Linked DNA regions of Homo sapiens: region 2 is linked to region 1. A link is an interaction called in ENCODE POLR2A ChIA-PET data of the cell type or tissue named here. Cell type or tissue: GM12878. All regions are shown on one strand.

What was found. ChIA-PET counts read pairs that join two places held together with the same protein. Peaks named below come from ENCODE experiments on the same cell type or tissue, not always from the same donor. Only the 100,000 strongest peaks of a DNase experiment are listed, where the experiment ranks them.
Region 2: POLR2A ChIA-PET joins it to region 1 with 9 read pairs; 2 of 35 experiments call an interaction of 5 or more read pairs at or near these places.

The regions. Positions count from the first base shown.
Region 1 is chrX:77,691,563-77,696,562 of GRCh38, reverse strand. ATRX (ATRX chromatin remodeler) reads left to right here. Exons shown (of 35, transcript NM_000489.6): 6 at 2,626-2,739. Among named protein-coding and RNA genes, the nearest start is that of ATRX, 92 kb to the left of the region's middle. In GM12878, no CTCF peak of the experiment used is centred here; a DNase peak (open chromatin) is centred at 2,742; H3K27ac peaks cover 341 bases.
Region 2 is chrX:77,846,985-77,851,984 of GRCh38, reverse strand. The region is part of intron 7 of MAGT1 (magnesium transporter 1); the gene reads left to right. Among named protein-coding and RNA genes, the nearest start is that of MAGT1, 46 kb to the left of the region's middle. In GM12878, no CTCF peak of the experiment used is centred here; no DNase peak of the experiment used is centred here.

The sequences.
Region 1 (5,000 bases):
TTTTTCATGAAGTTAAAGTTGAAATGAATTTTTAAACATCATTTTTATAAAATTGGAACTTGATTACTGTTAACTATGTACAAACGACCAAACATGGCATTTTCCTAGTGGTTGTCTAGAAATATATTTGTATGCCAATGATAATATGTGTTATTGAAGTTAAAAATTTGGAATATTCAGTTGGTTTTGTAAAGAATGAAATCTATTTTTTTCTTTCCTTTGAGTTTTAGACAAGGGGCTTTAGTTTCCAAATTATACTTCAGTGTGTAAGCAGGTTTAAAAATTTAATATATTAGGTTTTGGTTCAGTCAATGTTAATGTGCTTGCTTTATACAAAAATGTAATGACTGTTCCTGAAAACTTAAAAATCATGTACAGTCTAGTTTAGTCTTATTGCATTCTTAAATTCCCTAAGGCTAAAAGCTGAAGTTAACTATCATAGATAGATTTAGTTGTATTTCTTGCTGTTATCTTTTTTAAAAAACTTTGTCACATACCTCTCAACTGTTGAAGTTCTAACCATAAAACCTTGTTAATAAGAATAGGGAACAATAGCCAAATGAATATCTTGGACTCTTCATAGCTCAAGTCTGAGAGCAATATAATTGGATGATGAGAATGACAGGGAACTTGGTTCAAAGAGTCAAATTTTAGATTTTTTTTCTTTGTTAAATAATATGTTGTAGTCTCTTGGCACATTTTTCAAATTCATTCTCATAGATCTTTTACAGCAGTGCTTATTAAACCTTGTTCCCTGTCTATGTTTTTATGACATATTTTCAAATTATGGAAGTTTAAAAAATACAGTAGGTAGGAGGGATGGGACTTTCCTTGACTAGGATAAATTAGAAGTTACAAAAGGTGATAAATGAAATGAGGAAAGGAAATTAATGAAAGAAGAGAGATAGGGGCCTACCGCTTACTTAGTTTTGCAAATCATTTATGACAATTTTATGTAATGGTTTTGGTGGCCAAGGGCAGAAACAACTAACATGGGAGTCTAAGTCCCATAGGTGGTGACTTACTTTGGATTTTTACATTCTCAGTGGTTGTCACTGGGAGTGTTTATGATGTAAGAAATAGGAATTCAAACTTTTGTTTTAATTGTACTGTGGAAGAAAGTCAGCATATGATGTTACTAACCTGAACTATGCCTAATTCTGTCAGACCAAAACAAAAACAGACCCGTTTCATAAGGTTAAATTTGGGTGTTTATATTATTGTTGTAATATTTATTGAGTATGTATAAGTACCAGGCTCTTACAGAATTAACTCCTTTAATCCTCAAAACAACACTGTAAGGTAGTTATTATTTTGCTTGTAGAGATAAAGGAACAAATTCAGAACCCAAGGAACTTTTTCAGCTTTAAATTGAGAAGCTAAGATTTCAACCCAGGTCTGCTTGAATCCAAAGCCTAGTGAGTGCTCTTTTCACTCTGCTGCTTTGCTTCCAATTCTCCCTAGAAGAAATCTAGGGAGAATTCAGTTTTTTTTTTTTTTTGTCGTTGTTGTTAATTTAAAATCTTTAGTTCTTTTCAAATGCTGGGGCTTCTCTGAGTGTCTACATGCAATGATTGCTGTGAATAACTTTTTTTTGGTGGGGATTATTTAATTTTACTACAATCTGTAAAATCTCAATCATCTGTGTCCTCCCCCCCCCCACCCTTTCAGAGACTCAGAAACTCATTTAACAACTAGATGCTATAACTTGTCAAAATTTGCTTGTTGAATAACATAGAGCCATATTTCAGAGAAAGCCCCTGGTGACTACCTGCTTTTTTTTCCTTAATTGTTGCCAATGATAGCCAGTTACTAAGCCCAGCAATGTAGGTAAACATTGAAACCTAAACCCTTTTTACTATGCCTGTCTTATTTGCTCTTGAGAGAACTAATGAAAACTTAAATTGACAGCCTCTCTCTTCAATTCACATGTTTTATAGTTAAGGAAGGACATTCTTTCTAAAATATTAACATAGGGATCAACAAATGATCTCATTCTACAATTTATTGTTAGGGTACTTCAGCTAAAGTATCTTAATCTGTTAAAACTCTTTAAGGACTTTACAGAGTAGTGAAACTTTGACATACCAGTTGGGAAATGCTGCAGTATAGATACAGGAGTAATAGAATGAACTTCATTTCCCCCACCAATACCCCTCCCTTGCAATATAAAACTACCCTTAAAAATCTTTCTGAGTTTATGATTTGGATTATGAAAATAGGATGTCTTTAAAAATTTTTTCCCTCTGAACCACACATATTTTATGAATTCTTTATGGAACTTAGCATAGATGTTCATATTCATAACAGCTTTTGTGATAGGCACTATAAAAATTCAGAACTGGGTTGAGGCTTTCTGTTTGATTCACACATTTGTTTTGTAATCACTCCATAATACCTCCCTTTCCTGTTTTTATGAACTATATTTCAACAAATAAACTGTTGACACCTGGCCCTTTTACTATTTCCCTGTTTTATTTACTTTTGTGAGGTCCTTACACCAATATCTAAAGCTTGAAAGAAACAAACTATGTACCAGCAATGTTGGCTTTATCTGAACTGAAGTCTTGTACTTCACTTGCACATTTAATATGTGTAATGGTTTTTTAAATGAAATCATTCTAGGTACAGTGATTGTACAGCCAGAGCCAGTGCTGAATGAAGACAAAGATGATTTTAAAGGGCCTGAATTTAGAAGCAGAAGTAAAATGAAAACTGAAAATCTCAAAAAACGCGGAGGTAAATACAAGTGAAAATGAAACATGAATTTAAATTGCTGTTTATGACCATATTGGAAAATCGGATGTGCTTACTAAAAATACCTCCACTTTTCTGCCTTTTGTTTATTAAAAGCACTACTTAAATATAACTTCTGTTTCTCTCTGAGCTCTGAAGCAGAAAAGGTTAAGCACCATTTATCGAAACACCTTTGCCTTCAGTGGCTATTAAGTTATCTCAAGAAGCGTAGCATTTCCTTCTTCCACATGTTCTATAATACATATATGCCATAATACTATGTTTTCCCCCCAACCCTAAAATAATTTTAGATTCATGCAAAATCTTGTCTGTGGCCTACAGGTAACTTTATATATATTTAGAGTTGGATAGAGTGACGTACATCTGCATTAGTATTAGTTGGGGTATTATAAATGCAAGTCCCTTGACTCCACTCCTCACAAATTAGAATTTCTGTTGATGAGGTCAAGAATGTACTCCAGTTTGTTCTTGTGTACACTGAAGTTTCAAATCCACTAATCTAAGAATGGCAACATGGACATAAGTAGGAAGGAGTAGGGAGCTAGAGCTGATAACCCTCCCTCTGTCTTCCAGAGGCACCTCTCCCTTTGTCTGTCTATCTTCCCTTAAACACACAAACGGTGGGGAGTGGTGGCTCACACCTGTAATACCAGCACTTTAGGAAGCCAAGGCAGGAGAATTACTTGAGTCCTGGAGTTCGAGACCAGCTTGGGCAATATGGTGAGACCCCATATCTACAAAAAATAAAAATATCAGCTGGACATAGCGGCGCATGCCTGTAGTCCTAGCTATTCTGGAGGCTGAGGTGGGAGGATCACTTGAGCCCAGGTGATCGAGGCTGCAGTGAGCCGTGATTGCACCACTGCACTGCAGCCTGGATGACAGAGTGAGACCCTGTCTCAAAAAAATTAAAACACACACACACACACACACACACACACACACACACACACACACACTCTAATATTGGCTAACCATCTATAAAAAGTTTGCATCAGAAGGATTCATTTAGAAATAATAGTGGACTATGTGTCCCACTTGTTTGTGTGTGATTCTTAAATGGTGCCTATATATATTTTGGGGCAGCTTAATAAAGCCAGAATTCATAACTATAAAAGGAATGAATCTCCAAATGATAGAACATGACACTAAATTTCTAAGTAGAAGTGTAGTGAAAGCATATCCATTTAATATTGATCAGATTATATAATTGTGAAATTATAGTGAAGTTCTTATATTGGTGAAATTTTGTGTGGATTTTTATTTTAATGCTATGATTATCTTGCTGGAACCAGTAAAATATATCTATTTTTATAACATATTTTATATATTCATTTTCCGATTAAATAATTTGTAAGGTTGTTGGCAAAAATAAAGGAAATATTATATAGTCTTTTGTCCACAAAGGGGTAGTCAACTCCTTTTGAGCATAAGGAATCTTTCTGAGAATCTAGTTCATGGTAGGGAAACTGCCATTGCAGCAACAGAGCTCATTAAAGCTAAGGTAGTAGTCTTAAAATTTAAGAGAATCCTCAATTATAAAGTGATGGTAAAGATCAGTAGTAAGAGTTTCTTTCCTCTGATCATAGGTTCTCTAGAGAAGACAAATAACTAAGTGTTCTGCATTGTGTACACTTAGTGTACAGAGTGTCTAAATGGTGTTATTTTTGGGAAGGGACCCTGTAGCAGTCAGTGTCTGAAATGTGGATAAGGGCTGAAAGAATAAAAGAACCACTGTTGTTGACGAGGGTATTCCTAGTGCCACTTTGGTATGCTGCTGACATTTGGTCTCAGCTGATAAGTTTCAGGAACATTTTATTGAATGATCTGTGTAGGAATGTTTTGGTATCACGCTTAAGGGAATACATGCATTTATAGCCATCAGTAGCACTTAAATCTTTCACATCTATTTTCATCTTAATGATTTGTTACATTTTTAAGCTGTCAGAAATCACACAGGAAATTTAACACTAGGTTTACTTTATATACACATATATAGATAAATTGGTGATCTGAAATACTGAATTGGTGTAGTTAATATTTAAACTTTTTAAGAAAGCTGGTTCCAAATTGAAGCCTAACTTAGGAAACTGTCAAGAATGTAAACTTTCTTGTATTACAAGAAATGTAAGACATTACAAGAATGTAAGACAATATATAAAGTCTTATATTGATTTGGAATAATATTATAACACAAAGATACGGTTAAAGTTAACATTTCAGGAGCTGATTTTTTAAAAAAT
Region 2 (5,000 bases), 160 kb before region 1:
AGGGGTTGCAGTGAGCAGAGATCGTGTGATTACTCTCCAGCGTGGGCAATTAGAGCAAAACTCCATCTCAGGGGGCGGGCGGCGGGGCGGGGGAAGACTGAAAGAAAAATATTACTCAAACTTTATTTTTTTTAATCCTAAAATTTTAGTTGAAAATGTTCGTTTATGGGCTGGGTGTGGTGGCTCACACCTGTAATCCCAGCACTCTGGGAGGCAGAGGCAGGTGGATCATTTGAGGTCAGGAGTTCGCGGCCAGCCTGGCCAACATGGGGAAAGTCTGTCTCTACCAAAAATACAAAACTTAGCCAGACGGCCAGGCGTGCTGCCTCACACCTGTAATCCCAGCACTTTGGGAGGCTGAGGCAGGCGGATCACCTGAGATCAGGAGTTCGAGACCAGCCCGGCCAATATGGTGAAACCCTGTCTCTACTAAAAATACAAAAATTAGCCAGGCATGGTGGTGCACGCCTGTAATCCCAGCTACTGGGGAGGCTGAGGCCGGAGAATTGCTTGAACCTGGGAGGCAGAGGTTGCAGTGAGCCGAGATGGTACCACTGGACTCCATCCTGGGCAACAGAGTGAGACTCTGTCTCAAAAAAAAAACAGCCAGGCATGGTGACGGGCGCCTGTAATCCCAGCTACTCTGGAGGCTGAGGCAGGAGAATCGCTTGAACCCAGGAGGTAGAGGTTGCAGTGAGCCAAGATGGTGCCACTGCACTCCAGCCTGGATGACAGGGTGAGACTCTTGTCTCAAAAGAAAAAAAAAGAAAGACAATGTTCATTTATGGTTTGATGGATTCAGCCTGGCCAACATAGCGAAACCTCATCTCAACAAGAAATACAAAAATTAGCCAGAAACGGTAGTGTGCACCTATAATTCCAACTACTCAGGAGGCTGAGGCATGAGAATTGCTTGAACCCAGGAGGTGGAGGTTGCAGTAAGCCGAGACTGCCACTGCACTCCAGCCTGGGCAACAGAGCGAGACTCTGTCTCAAAGAAAAAAAAAAAAAAAGAACAGAAAAGAAAAGTATGGTTTGATGGATTAACAAATTATTATACCTTAGAAAATTTTCAGTATCTTGAATCAGTTCTTCTCACTAGTACTTTGAAATTGAATAATGGAGCAAAAGAGCAATTAAAATTGTAAAGTATTAATTAGTTGATTTGGGGTTTGTTGGTCTTTTAGCTTTGTCTTAAACTTTTAAATATATAAGAAGTTTAAGAAATTAGAAAATTGTCATTTTACCTCTGCTTTAAGACTGAGCATCAGCCTAAGGTTTAGTATACATTTGGAACGGATTACAATCCTGTTGGGATATAGAATGTCTTGTGTTTGGTTATTAGGATGCAAAAAGTGAACTTTTTTCAGAGTCAGACATGTATACAGATTATAAGACAGTGACTTAAGTGCTGTGTACCAGAAATAGTGAGAAAATGAATAATTTTGTCAGAGGTAAGGAATATTAGAAAAGGCCTAACCACTCCCCACCCCCCCCCCCTTTTTTTTTTGAGTGGAGTCTCGCTCTGTCACCCAGACTGGAGTGCAGTGGCACCATCTTGGTTCACTGCAACCTCCACCTCCTGGGTTCAAGCGATCCTCCTGCCTCAGCCTCCTGAGTAGCTGGAATTACAAGTGTGCACCACCTCACCTGGCTAATTTCTTTATTTTTAGTAGAGACAGGGTTTCACCAGGTTGGCCAGGCTGGTCTTGAACTCCTGACCTCAGGTGATCCACCCATCTCAGCCTCCCAAAGTGCTAGGATTTCAGGCGTGAGCCACCTCACCCGGCCCCCACTTTCTTTTAAAGTAAATATGAAACCTCAAGACCGGTAACATTGTTTACAGCTTCCAGGTTGATAATAATTAATAGACTGAGGCCACCTCTAAGTAGTAGTTATGATTTTGGAAAATATTCACATATTTATTATTAGTTTAATGTACAGTTTATTGCATGATTAATAAAGCAGACTATATAATCAGTTGCCTGATCTAAGCAACCTTTAAAATTACATTTTAAGTGTTGCAGTTATGCAGAAAAGTTTACAAAAGTTTACAGTTTGATGAATTTCCTTTTTTTTTTTTTTTTTTGGTTTTTTGTTTTTTGTTTTTGAGATGGAGTCTTGCTCTGTTGCCCAGGCTAGAGTTCAATGGTGTGATCCCAGCTCATTACAACCTCCACCTCCCAGGTTCAGGCGATTCTCTTGCTTCAGCCTCTGGAGTAGCTGGAATTACAGGCACCTGCCACCATGCCTGGCTAAGTTTTTTTGATATTTTTAGTAGAGATGGGGTTTCATCATGTTGGCGAGGCTGGTTTCGAACTCCTGAGCTCAACTGATCCGCCTGCCTCGGCCTCCCAAAGTGTAAGGATTACAGGCGTGATCCACGGTGCCCAGTCCAGTTTGATGAATTTTCACAGAATTAACACACTTATGTAACCAGAACTCACATCAATAAATAAAATTTTACCCACATCTCAGAGCATTTTCCATCATCATTCCTCCTGATTGCCACCTTCCCACCCAGAAATAACTGCTATCCTGACTGCTAACACTATGGGTTTATTTTACCTATTTTTTTTTAACTTACATAAATGGAATCCTACAGGGCTGGGTGCGGTGGCTCATGCCTATAATACCAGCACTTTGGGAGGCTGAGGCAGGCAGATCACCTGAGGCCAGGAGTTCGAGACCAGCCTGGCCAACATGACAAAACCCTTTCTCTACTAAAAAAAGTACATAAATTAACTGGGTGTGGTGCTGCGTGCCTGTGGTCCCAGCTACTTGGGAGGCTGAGGCAGGAGGGTGGCTTGAGCCCAGGAGGTAGAGGTTGCAGTGAGCTGAGATCACACCACTGTGCTCCAGCCTGGCTGATAGAGCCAGACTTTGTCTCAAAATAAAAAAAAAAAAAAAGAAAACACAATAAATGGAATCCCAGAATAAATATATATGGATTTTTTTTATGTTTATTTTTTTAGAGATGAAATCTTGTGTTGCCCAGGCTTGAGTACAGTGGGGTCACCATAGCTCACTGTAACCTCGACCTCCCAGAATCAAGCAGTCCTCCCACGTCAGCCTCCTGAGTAGCTGGGACTATAGGTGAGCACTACCACACCCAGCTAATTTTTGTATTTTTTTCTAGAGATGGAGTCTCGCCCTGTCGTCCAGGCTGGTCTCAATCTCCTGGGCTCAAACAATCCTCGTACCTTGGCCTCCTGAATTTTTAAAATAAAGTAGCAGTCTGGAAAATGTTCACCTATAACCTGAAACCCTAATAGTATAAACTACATTTACTTTTGCATATTATCTTGCATTCATTTCTATATGAATGTTTCATGGTAAGGGTGTTCATTTTTTATACTTGTAGACATGTTGTGTATGGAGTTTGCTATCTTAATATATTATAAGCATTTTCTATGTTGTATGGCCTTTATATTTATAAAAATACATAAAAATTACAAAGAAATCTGAAAATACGAAGAAAAAGAAAAGTAGTCAATATTTTTAATGTTTATATAATGGATATATCATATCCATGTTGCCCAGGCTGGTCTCGAACTCCTGACCTTAGGTGATCCACCCGTCTTGGCCACAAGCGTGAGCCACCACGCCTGGCCTTCTACTAGCTTTTAATAGCCTAGTTGTTGTATGTTATGGAATAATGTCTCCTCTATTTCTGCTCAGTTCTCCTGGAGTAACATTTAATCAGGACTGTGTAATTTATGTATTTCATTGTTTGTATTCCTCACTAGAGTGTAATCTTCTTCATGGTAGGATCTTTATTTTGTTCAACTTTTTATTTCCAACAGTTTATAGTGCCTGCCATATAGTAGGCAGTGTTAGTAAAAATTTAAAGATCAGTAAATGAAATAAAACAGTATACATAGAACTGCATCATAGCTCTTGACAGCTAAGAAGAGTACACAAAAGACCTTGAGGTATTTAGCAAGAAGGAAAGCTCATTCAAAGCAAAAGCACATAAACCATGATAAAAAGACAAGCTTTCCCCAGAGCAAGTCTCAATCATTAATCAGAGAGTACCCAGAAATCAAAGCCTGTAGAAATGATCAATCTTTGGCCGGGCATGGTGGCTCATGCCTGTAACCCCAGCACTTTGAGAGGCTGAGGTGAGTGAATCACCTGAGATCAGGAGTTCGAGACCAGCCTAGCCAACATGGGTAAACCCCGTCTCTACTCAAAATACAAAAATTAGCCAGGCGTGGTGGCATGTGCCTGTAATCCCAGCTTACTCAGGAGACGGAGGCAGGAGAATTTCTTGAACCCGGGAGGCAGAGGTTGCAGTGAGTCAAGATGGCTCCACTGCACTCCAGCCTGAGTGGCAGAGCAAAACTCCATCTCAAAAAAAAAAAAAAAAAAAGAAAGAAATGATCACATTAACAAAAGACCTTTGTGCAGCCAAGATGGCCTAATAGGAACAGCTCCAGTCTACAGCTCCCAGCGTGAGCAACACAGAAGACGGGTGATTTCTGCATTTCCAACTGAGGTACTGGGTTCATCTCACTGGGGATTGTCAGACAGTGGGTGCAGGACAGTGGATGCAGCGCACTGAGCGTGAACCGAAGCAGGGCGAGGCATCGCCCCACCCGGGAAGCGCAAGGGGTCAGGGAATTCCCTTTCCTAGCCAAGGAAAGGGGTGACAGATGGCACCTGGAAAATCGGGTCACTCCCACCCTAATACTGTGCTTTTCTGATGGTCTTAGCAAACAGCACACCAGGAGATTATATCCCACACCTGGCTTGGAGGGTCCTACGCCCACGGAGCCTCGCTCATTGCTAGCACAGCAGTCTGAGATCAAACTGCAGGGCGGCAGCGAGGCTGGGGGAGGGGCACCCACCATTGCCGAGGCTTGAGTAGGTAAGCAAAGTGGCCGGGAAGCTCGAACTGGGTGGAGCCCACCGCAGCTCAAGGAGGCCTGCTTGCCTCTGTAGACTCCAGGTCTGGGAGCAGGGCATAGCCAAACAAAAGGCAGCAGAAACCTCTG